Regions from separate parts of the Homo sapiens genome. Here region 2 is linked to region 1. Evidence: chromatin contacts called from ENCODE Hi-C or POLR2A ChIA-PET data. All regions are on one chromosome and are shown on one strand. The core of a region is the stretch at or near the end of the contact, and the rest is flanking DNA. Distances in the headings are between cores, read along the strand shown. Region 1 holds the start of FAM98C (family with sequence similarity 98 member C). Region 2 holds the start of PAK4 (p21 (RAC1) activated kinase 4).

The links. Hi-C counts contacts between places; a loop is a spot of excess contacts on that map. ChIA-PET counts read pairs that join two places held with the same protein, here RNA polymerase II (POLR2A). Pooled maps may share reads with other maps.
Region 2: a pooled map shows a loop between it and region 1 (6-fold over the local background). The contact joins the promoter of PAK4 here to the promoter of FAM98C in region 1. A Hi-C loop is called at or near these places in 1 of 168 maps with a recorded cell type or tissue (mammary epithelial cell) and 10 of 50 pooled maps. POLR2A ChIA-PET finds 5 or more read pairs at or near these places in 2 of 52 experiments (AG04450 and activated T-cell).

Annotation. Positions count from the first base shown.
Region 1 is chr19:38,400,414-38,405,419 of GRCh38, forward strand. FAM98C (family with sequence similarity 98 member C) reads left to right here and starts at 2,680. Exons shown (of 8, transcript NM_174905.4): 1 at 2,680-2,805; 2 at 2,925-3,073; 3 at 3,147-3,281; 4 at 4,495-4,700; 5 at 4,931-5,006. The coding sequence starts at 2,741. RefSeq lists silencers at 2,467-2,796, 2,987-3,186.
Region 2 is chr19:39,123,103-39,128,108 of GRCh38, forward strand. It overlaps PAK4 (p21 (RAC1) activated kinase 4), which reads left to right and starts at 2,684. Exons shown (of 10, transcript NM_005884.5): 1 at 2,684-2,817.

The sequences.
Region 1 (5,006 bases), core at 1,430-3,929:
AGGGAGCTAGAGTGTTGAGAGGGGAGGAAGCAGAGAAGAGAGCGCTAGGAGATGAGGGCAGAGAGGCGATGGGGCAGATCTGTCAGGCCTTGAAGGGCATTGAATGGACTTAGGTTTTTACCCTGAGTGAGACGGAGCCACAGGAAATTTCAAACATGGGAGGCATGTGACCTGACTCAGTTCACAGGCTCCTTCTGCTGCATGTGGTCAGCAGAGTAGGAGTGGGGTGGGGGACAGCTTCACAGAGAGGAGGCTGCTGTGATGGTTCAGGACAAGACAGCAGCGGACAGGCCCAGGGTGAGGGCCCTGAAGGGTGGAGAAGTGGGCAGGTGTTGGGCCTACTTTGTAAATAGAACCCACAGATTTATGTATGGGATTTGAGATAGAGGAGTCAAGATAGTAAGTCCAGGTTTTTGGCTGGAGCAATTTTTTTTTTTGTTTTAAATTGAGTTCATCACCCAGGCTGGAGTGCAGTGGCATGATCACTGCTCATTGCAGCCTCAAACTCATGAGCCCAAGTGATCCCCCCACCTCAGCATCCCGAGTAGCTGGGATTACAGGTGCACACCACCAAGCCTGGCTAATTTTAAAAATGTTTTTGTAGAGACATGTTCTCACTATGGTGCCTGGTCTGGTCTTAAACTCCTGGGCTCAAGCGATCCTCCCACCTCAGCCTCCTGAAAGGCGGGGATTACAGGTGTGAGCCACTGTGGCCCACCTCTGGGCAATTTTTAACATTTGATTTATGTCAAAAAATAGCCCCCCAAGTGTCCTGCCTTGGGGTAAACAGGGTTATGGGGTTACTCGTATCTGCCCTTAAGGAACAAGTTCTACCCCTGTTCTTCCCTCCAGGCTCCTGGTCCACCCCCAACTTCCAGCAGAATTGTCTAGGAACTACTGGATACCAGGATACAGTAAGGAAGAGATTAGATCTGACACAATGTTTACTTAGCAACAGCAACAAAACAACAGCAGTAGTAACAGTGGAAATAGGTTCCGTGGTTTAAGAGTATAGAGTCTGGAATTTCATCTTCAAGCCTTGGCATCACCATGAATTCACTCTGTGACTTATCTTCTCTCAACCTTAGTTTTCTCTTCTGTAAAAGAGATAAGATACTTCGCCCAATAGTACACATTAAATGCTGTATATATATTAGTTATTCCTTATTAAGTACTCCCTATATATCTGCTAAGCACTTTTTACATATGAAACTCTAATTAATCCTCAGCAACAACTCTAAGAGGTAGGTACTATTATCCCCATTATACAGATGGGAAGCAATTTGGCAGGAACATGGAGCTGGCGAGTAACAGAATCAAGCCCTAACCCTTTGCCTGATTCCTAGGGTGTAATCTCTTAACCACTATGGTGCATTGCACCTGCTCACTCCAAGGCCTAAGAGGGAGAGGAGTGAAGGCCTAACAGGCACATCGTGATCGATGAGGAGGGCCTGGTGTGTGAGGGGTGTGCTGGGATTCCTGGGTCCCTTATGTAATTCAAACCCTGAGGTGGAAAGGAGGGAGGAAGTTTTGGATTTTAGGCAGAGTTGGGTGAACACCACTCCGTCTGGGCTGCTTTAAGAGCAGAGGACAGGGCCAGGAACACTGGCTCAAGCCTGTAATCCCAAGCTTTGGAAGGCTGAGAGGGAAGGATTGCTTGAACACTGGAGTTAGAGGCAAACCTGGGCGACATAGCTAGACCCCTCTCTACAAAACTTTATTTCTTTTTTGACACGGAGTCTTGCTCTGTCCCCAGGCTGGAGTGCAGTGGCGCGATCTTGGCTCACTGCAGTCTGTGTCTCCCGGGCTCAAGCAATTCTCCTGCCTCAGCCTCCCAAATAGTGGTGACTACAGGCGTGTGCCACCACGCCCGGCTAATTTTTGTATTTTTATTAGAGATGAGGTTTCACCATGTGCCCAGGCTGGTCTCGAACTCCTGACCTCAAGTGATCCACCCACCTCAGCCTCCCAAAGTGCTGGGATTACATGCGTGAGCCACCGTGCCCGGCCTCTACAAAACTTTAAAAAAAAAAAAAAATTGGCCGGTTGCAGTGGCTCACGCCTGTAATTCCAGCACTTTGGGAGGCCGAGGCAGGCGGATCGCTTGAACCCAGCAGTTGGAAACCAGGCTGGGCAACATGAGGAAACCTTGTCTCTACAAAAAAATTAAAAACAAATCAGCCAGGCGCGGTGGTCTGCGCCTGTGGTCCCAGCTACTAGGTGTAAGCCACCAAGGCTGACTGATTTTTAAAAATTTAGCTGGGAGGCTGAGGCGGGAGGATCTCTTGAGCCCAGAAGGTCGAGACTGCAGTGAGCCGCGATGGCGCCACTGCAGTCCAGCCTGAACGATAGAGCGAAATCTGCCTCAAAAACAAACCAACAAAACACCAGCAGAAGACAACTGAGGGAGGAAAAGGAAAATGGCACCGAAGTTGTTTTTATGTCGCCGCAACAGTGACACCCGCCGCCAGCTTGTCTTGACAGCGGAGATCCCGAACGCACTGCAATTTACAGCTCCAGGGGGCGTTCCTACAACCCCGACAGGTTAGCCGAGGGGCGGGGCGGGCGGGCCCCGGGGCGGGTTCGGCGTCCTCCTGCGCCAATGGGAGCACCCAAGCCCCTGCGCGGGAAGATGCCGATTGGTCAGTGCCGCCGGACGCTGCGGGGAGCTCGTGCGCGCGGCGCTTTTGGGGCGGAGCCTGCCACCGGCCGCCAGGGGGCGCGCCGAGACCACACTTTCATGGAGGCGGTGAAGGCGGAAGCGTGGGAGGGGGCCGCGGTGGCCCAGGACCTGCTGGCTCTGGGGTAAAAGGGTGTGCGGTGAGGCTGGTGGGTGCAGGAAGGCCAGGTCTGCCCCCTGGACGCGGACGAAAAGGGATTCCCAGTGACATCCCCGCCCCCTCCCGCTGCCTCGGTCCCCACAGGTATGGAGGTGTCCCGGGGGCGGCGTCGCGGGGCGCCTCATGCCCAGACTTCAGGGGGCTGTGCGTGCGGCTGGCGGCGGAGCTGGCGACGCTGGGCGCCCTCGAGCAGCAGCGAGAGGCGGGCGCGGAGGTGCTGAGCGCCGGCGACGGTAAACACGGAGCGGGAGGGTGGCAGGGGGGCCGCCACGGGGCCACCGAGCCCTGACACCCCTGTCCTCGCAGGCCCTGGCGCGGAGGAGGACTTTCTGCGGCAGCTCGGCAGCCTGCTGCGGGAGCTGCACTGCCCGGATCGCGCGCTCTGCGGCGGGGATGGCGCGGCTGCGCTTCGGGAACCCGGTGCCGGACTGCGCCTGCTGCGTGAGTCCCGGGATGCAGAAGTGGCAAGGCCATGGCCTCCGGAGCGGCGGGCTCTGACTTTTTAGGGGAAATCGAGGTTCCCAAGGGGTGTGGTCAGAACTTTGGGGCGGCCCAGAGGGTACGAGGTGGGTGGGGTGAGCATGTTGGGGCAAGCAGAGCGCTCTAAAATGGGCGGGGGTAGAATTTCGTTTTATTTTTTATTTATTTTATTATTATTATTTTTGAGATGGAGTTTCACTCTTGTTACCCAAGCTGGAGTGCAGTGGCGTGATCTCGGCTCACTGCAACCTCCACCTCCCAGGTTCAAGTGATTCTCTTGCCTCAGCCTCCCGAGTAGCTGGGATTACAGGCGCGCGACACCACACTCGGCTATTTTTAGTAGAAACGGGGTTTCACCATGTTAGCCAGGCAGGTCTCGAACTCCTGACCCCAGGTGATCTGTCCACCTCGGCCTCCCAAAGTGTTGGGATTACAGGCGTGAGCCCACCACGCCCGGCCCGGGGTTAGAATTTTAATTGGAGGGCCTAGGAGCTCAAGTGGGTTGGATTAGGAGGAAGGCTTGAGGTTTCAAAGTGGGCAGGAGTGGAATTCGTAGGAGGGGACAGGGTCTCAAGGTGGGGCTTACTCTGGAAGGCTTTAGGTGGGGGGGACTAGAAGGTGGAGGATTTTGTTTTGTTTTGTTTTTAAGTGGAGGTGGGGTCTCCCTATGTTGCCCTGTCTGGTCTTCAACTCCTGGCTTCAAGCGATCCTCCCACCTCAGCCTCCCAAGGTGTTGGGATTACAGGCTACAGGCATGAGCCACTGTGCCTGGGCAAAGGTGGAGGTTTTAAAGCCGGTGGAGCCTCTTTTTTTTTTGAAATGGAGTCTCGCCCTGTTGCCAGGCTGGAGTACAGTGACATGATCTCAGCTCACTGCAACCTCCAACTTCCTGGTTCAAGCGATTTTCCTGCTTCAGCCTCCCGAGTAGCTGGGATTACAAGCACTCACCACTATGTCCTGCTAATTTTTGTATTTTTAGTAGAGACACAGTTTCACCATGTTGGCCAGGCTGGTCTCCATCTCCTGACCTCGTGATCCGCCCGCCTCTGCCTCCCAAAGTGCTGGGATTACAGGTGTGAGCCACCGCACCCGGCCATCAGTGGAGCTTTTTGACCAAGATGGATGAGTGGGTAGCAGCCTCCCTGAGTGCACAGCACCCATTTATTACTTTCAGGCTTTCTCTGCTCAGAGCTCCAAGCCACCCGCCTCCTGTGCCTCCGCTCTCTGCTGGATCCGAGTCCTAGGCCACCCCTTGGTGAAGGGGTAGTGGAGGGAGCCGGCATGGTCCAAGAACTGGACCTTACCCTCCAAGCCCTGGGGCTGCCCAGACCTGCACCAGGGACCCCCGCCAGCCAGCTGCTGCAGGAGTTGCATGCTAAGGTAGAGAGTCAGAGTCCCCTCCCGACCTGGGCTACCCCACTTTCCTTGTGGGGGTGGGGGTCCTCTCTCCACTTCTGGAAGGAGTATTCCAACCACTGGCCTGTTTTTTCTGGAGCTGTGACTGGCATTCTCACATCTGTGGCCTAGGTCCTCAGGGGTGTGGGGAGCTGAGTTTACAGAGGGGCCCATCCTCTCTGCCCCAGTTGGCCTCTGACTTCTTCTCCCATCAGATCTCAGAGCTGCAGCCTTCTCTGCCCCCAGGGTCCCTGCAGCCCCTCCTCAGCTGCTCGCTAGATGCACCCAGAT
Region 2 (5,006 bases), core at 1,434-3,933, 720 kb after region 1:
GGTGTGGTGGCTCACGCCTATAATTCAAACACTTTGGGAGGCCAAGGCGGGGCGGATCACCTGAGGTCAGGAGTTCGAGACCAGCCTGACCAACATGGAGAAACCCCGTCTCAACTGAAAATACAAAATTAGTTGGGCGTGGTGGCACATGCCTGTAATCTCAGCTACTGGGGAGGCTGAGGAGGGAGAATCGCTTGAGCCCGGGAAGCAAAAGTTGCAGTGAGCTGAGATCATGCCATTGTACTCCAGCGTGGGCAATGAGAGCAAAATTCCGTCTCAAAAAAAAAAAAAAAGACACAACATTCTTTACAAACGTATGTTTCCAATTCTGTCAAAAGAAAAAAGGGGTCAGTCATGGTGGCTCACACCTGCAATCCCAGCACTTTGGGAGGCTAAGGTGAGAGGATTGTTTGAGGCCAGGAGTTCAAGACCAGCCTGGGCAACACAGCGAGACCCCGTCTCTACTAAAAATTAAGAAAATTAGCCAAGCCAGGTGCAGTGGCTCATGCCTGTAATCCAACACTTTGGAAGGCCAAGGCGGACAGATCACTTGAGACCAGGAGTTCGAGACCATCCTGGCCAACATGGGGAAGCCCCGTCTCTACTAAAAATACAAAAATTAGCCGGGCATGGTGGTAGGCGCCCAGGAGTCGTTTGAACTCTGGAGGCGGAGGTTGCAGTGAGCCAAGATCATGCTACTACACTCCAGCCTGGGTGACAAAGTGAGATTCTGTCGAAAGAAAGAGGAAAGAAAGAAGGAAGGAAGGAAGGAAGGAAAGAAAGAGAAAGAAAGAAAGAAAAAGAAAGAAAGAAAGAAAATTAGCCGGTGTGGTGGCTTATGCCTATAGTCCCAGCTACTTGAGAGGCTAGGTTGGAAGGATCACTTGAGCCCAGGAGTTTCAGACTGCAATCCCGCCTGGGCGACAGAGTAAGACCCCTATCTAAAAAAAAAAAAAAAAACAAAAAACAAAACAAACAAAAAAAAAAACGAATGAACAAATAAAAAGAAAAAAGATAGGTAAACATAAAGAAAAATTAACTCATCATTCAATCATTCATTCATTGTTGCCACCGACATTAGTAGAAATTAATTAAATGCCTACTATGTGGCTGTTCTGGGGCAGAGGAGAAGCACCAAACATTTAAGAGTATCTCTGAAGGGGTGGAATTACCACGCATTCAAACAGCCCTTCCACCAATGTTTACTGAGCATCTACATGCCAACAGTGCTGGGGCACTGGGAATGCAGCAGTGAACAAAGACAGAAATCCATGTTGTCATGGGGCTGACATTCCAGCAGAGGAGACAACCAACAAGCAATAACTACAATTAGGAGTGAGAAATAAGAACAAAGCAGACAGAGTTTGGTAGTATGTGAGAGGGATGTTTGCTGCTTTCCTTAGGGTGAGCGAGGGAATTAGTTCACAGAGAAAGTGACATCTGTGTAAAGCCCTGAAAAAAGGGAGGGAGAGATAAGGATACCTGGGGGAAGAGTATGTTCCAGGCAGAGGAACAACCAGTGCAAAGACTGTGAGGTGAGAGCGCACCTGACAAGAGTTCAGGAACAGCATGAAGGCTGGAGTCCAGTGAATAAGATCCAGGAGGAGAGATGTCTGGCCGGGCGCAGTGGCTCACGCCTGCAATCCCAGCACTTTGGGAGGCCGAGGCAGGAGTATAGTTTGAGCCCAGGAGTTCGAGACCAGCCTGGCCAACACAACAAAACTCTCTCTTTAAAAATAAAAGAAAAAGGCCAGCTTGGTGGCTCACACGTGTAATCCCAGCACTCTGGGAGGCCGAGGCGGATAGATCACCTGAGGTCAGGAGTTCGACCTGGCCAACATGGTGAAACGCTGTCTCTACTAAAAATACAAAAAATTAGCTGGGTGTGGTGGTGGACGCCTGTAATTCCAGCTACTCAGGAGGCTGAGGCAGGAGAATCTCTTGAACCCGGGAGGCGGAGGTTGCAGTGAGCTGAGATCGCGCCATTGCACTCCAGCCTGGGCAACAAGAGCGAAACTCTATCTCAAGACAAATAAATAAGTAAAAATAAAATTTAAAAAAATTTTTAAAGAAGATGTCTGCTGTTTGTTTTCAATATTTTGACCAATTACTTCGTAAAAACTTATTTAAAAATTGAAGAGCAAACAGTCTCAGGTTCCCGGGCTCAGACAGACCAGCGTTCAAAACTCATTACCTTCTTTCTATGATGCTAAGCCAGCTATTTCACCCTCTGAACCTCTGTTTCTTTATCTGTAAAATGGGTATTAATGATATTATACCACAGGGTTGTATATGCAGCGAGAAAATGCAAGTAAAACACTTATCCCGGTGCCTGCCTCCTAGTAAGTGCTTAAGAACTGTTTCTGCCCATTAACTCATTACTTTCTCCCAGCCCCTAACTCCTTCTGGGGGGGAAGTTAGAAAATCGGTATCACACGAAAACAGTCATTTCCCCTTTAAGGACCTCAGTGGGCCGGGAGCCAGCCTTCCCGCACCTTTTCCAAAATTTCCAATCCCCGCTTGGCATTTTCTGCCCGAAGGTCTCCGATTGGACGCTCTGTACCAATCGGAGGCTGGAGCGGGCCCTGAGAGGCGCCCGACTCCGCCCCCGCACTGGCCCTGCCCACTGCCCGGTCAGCCTCGTTGCTATGGGGACTGGTGGGCGGTGAGGGGGGAAAGCCCCGGATGTTCGTTGGGGATTCAACATGGCGGCGGGAGTGTCCGCGGTGGTGGCGGTGCAAGAGAGCTGAGGGAGGCGCGAGGGCGCGGAGTTCCAGGTCGAGCAGTTAGGCCGCGAGCGACTGCGGCGCCGAGCCGGTAGGATAAGGGGTCCGGCCAGGGGCTTGCGGTGGGCCGGGCGCTGGCGGCGGGACGGCGTTTCCGCGAGGAGGGGGGCGGGGCCGCCGGGGTCAAAGGTCACTGGTGGAGGGAAGGGTCGCGTCCGAGGGGTCGGGGGTTAACGCAGACTGGAGGGAGTTGTAGTGGAGGTCGGAGATCAAACCAGCGAAGGGGGCGTGGCGAAGGGGAGTGCAAAGTTTGAAATTCGAAGTGGGGGCGCGTTCGAGGGGTTCTGGGCGAGTCTCAAAAAAGGCAGGGTCAAAGTTAATAATTTGAGGGAAGGCTGCCCCCACGAGGGTCAGAGGTCACAGCCCCAGGGGCGCCAGGTTGGAGGTTTAAAGCTGCCCCTAGCGGAGCAGATGAATGAGTTTTAGGTTCGGGGGCGTCTTTTAGGGGTTCAAAGCTGGGGCGTGCCTAGAAGGTACAAAGGTGAGAATCTGACAGCGGGGCAGCTGTTTCCCAGAGTCAAAAATTAAAACCCAAGGAGGGCGTATTGCGGGGGACGGGGGGGGGGGGGGGGGCCGGGTCAGAGATGCTTCCTGGTGACAGGAGAAGGGGGAACCCTCCCACAAATAATAATGGCAAACACTCATGAAACACTATGGGCTAGACCCTCTTTTTAACGCTTTACTTGTATGAGCTTATTCAGTCCTCACTATAGTCTTAGGGGGTCTTAACCTGGTATTAAGAGGTTAAGTGATTTGCACAAGGTCACCCGATGCATAAGTTGTGCGCTGGGATTCTAACTCCGGAGTTCTGGCCCAGAGCCCTGCTCTGGCCGACCGCCTCTCAAATCATCATAATGTCGGTTAATGTTTAATGAGGGCTCACACTGTGCTCCACGCCCTGTGTGCCCGGTCGTATTTCACTCCTGCTGCAATCTTGTGAAGTGAGTGCTCAAGATGAACCTACTTTACAGACGGGAAAAATGAGGCTCAGAAGCTTCTGCTGAAGGCAGAGTTAGAATCGAAGCTGGGCCTGGGTGATTCCAGGGCTCCTGCCCCTGGTCGCCACATTGTCCGCTGCCAGCCATTAGGTCTCTCCTGGAAGCAGGGGGCTGGGCAGGGCTGGGCCACTCCCTGGGCGGATCGGATTGTCTGCTTGGTTTCCTTGGAAGGGTGTGATCTGGCAGGGAAGATTCCTGTGAGCCTATGGGAGTAGGGTGTTTGTAGGTGGTCTGGAGTCCGAGCAAGGGAGTCCGACGGGCTTCTGACTGGGGAGAGTGTCCCTGGGTGGTACCCTGGGCAGAGCGGGGTGTTCACTGTTCTTAAAACCCTAAGCTCTCACTGTGGTCCTTAGTCACTCCCACCTCACTTCTTATGGCTCTGCCCATTTCTCCCCAGCCCCTTTACTGTTCTCCAACTCCAGGCCCATGCCTCCCGCCCGGTCTTTGACCTTCCTGTTCCTTCTGCTGGGAATCCTTTCCCCACCCTGCCCTCTCTCACTGACGGGTCGCTCACTCTCAGCTGGCCCGGGACCACCCTGGCTCGCCTTGCTGCAGGCTCTTTTTCTCTCATCTGACCAGCCCTTACCTCCCTCCTTACCTTAATTATTAGGGTGCATGGTGGAATTGCTCTGTGGGGTTCCTTGCCTCGGTCCCCACTGAAGCCCTGCCTGGCCTGCAGAGGATGTGACATTGCTGGGGGTTGACTGTTGGGCACTGTGCCGGGTGCTGGGAGTGTGGCAGGGGACGAGATCCACAGAGCCCCTAGCCTCAGAGGGCACTCAGTTCCCTGGTGGGAGCAGAGTGGAACCAGCCCCCAAGCCAGTGACACAAGACTGCGTCTCTGCAAACGGTGATGTGGCTTGCGAGGGCATCTTCAGAGAGCCGGGAGAGTGCCCCTACCCTGGGCTGAAGCCTGAGTCCCTTTCCCCTGGGAAGGCTCTGAAGGATGGGGAGGAGGGCTGGGAATGGGCTTACCAGGCAGGAGGAGCAGTGTGTGCAGAGGCCCTGGCATGACTGGAGGTCAGGACTCGGGTGCACAGTTGGGGATCTGGGCAACACGTAGCCTGTGCAGGTTCAGGGCAAGACGCTGAGGGGACTCAGCTTTGGAGGGACGGTGGGAGCAGGGGAGGGCTGAGGAGTACCTGTATGTGTGGAGCTGCCTGAGGCCTTGATGGAGCGTGATTCAGAAAGCAGTGCTGGGCCAGAGATGCCTGGTACACAC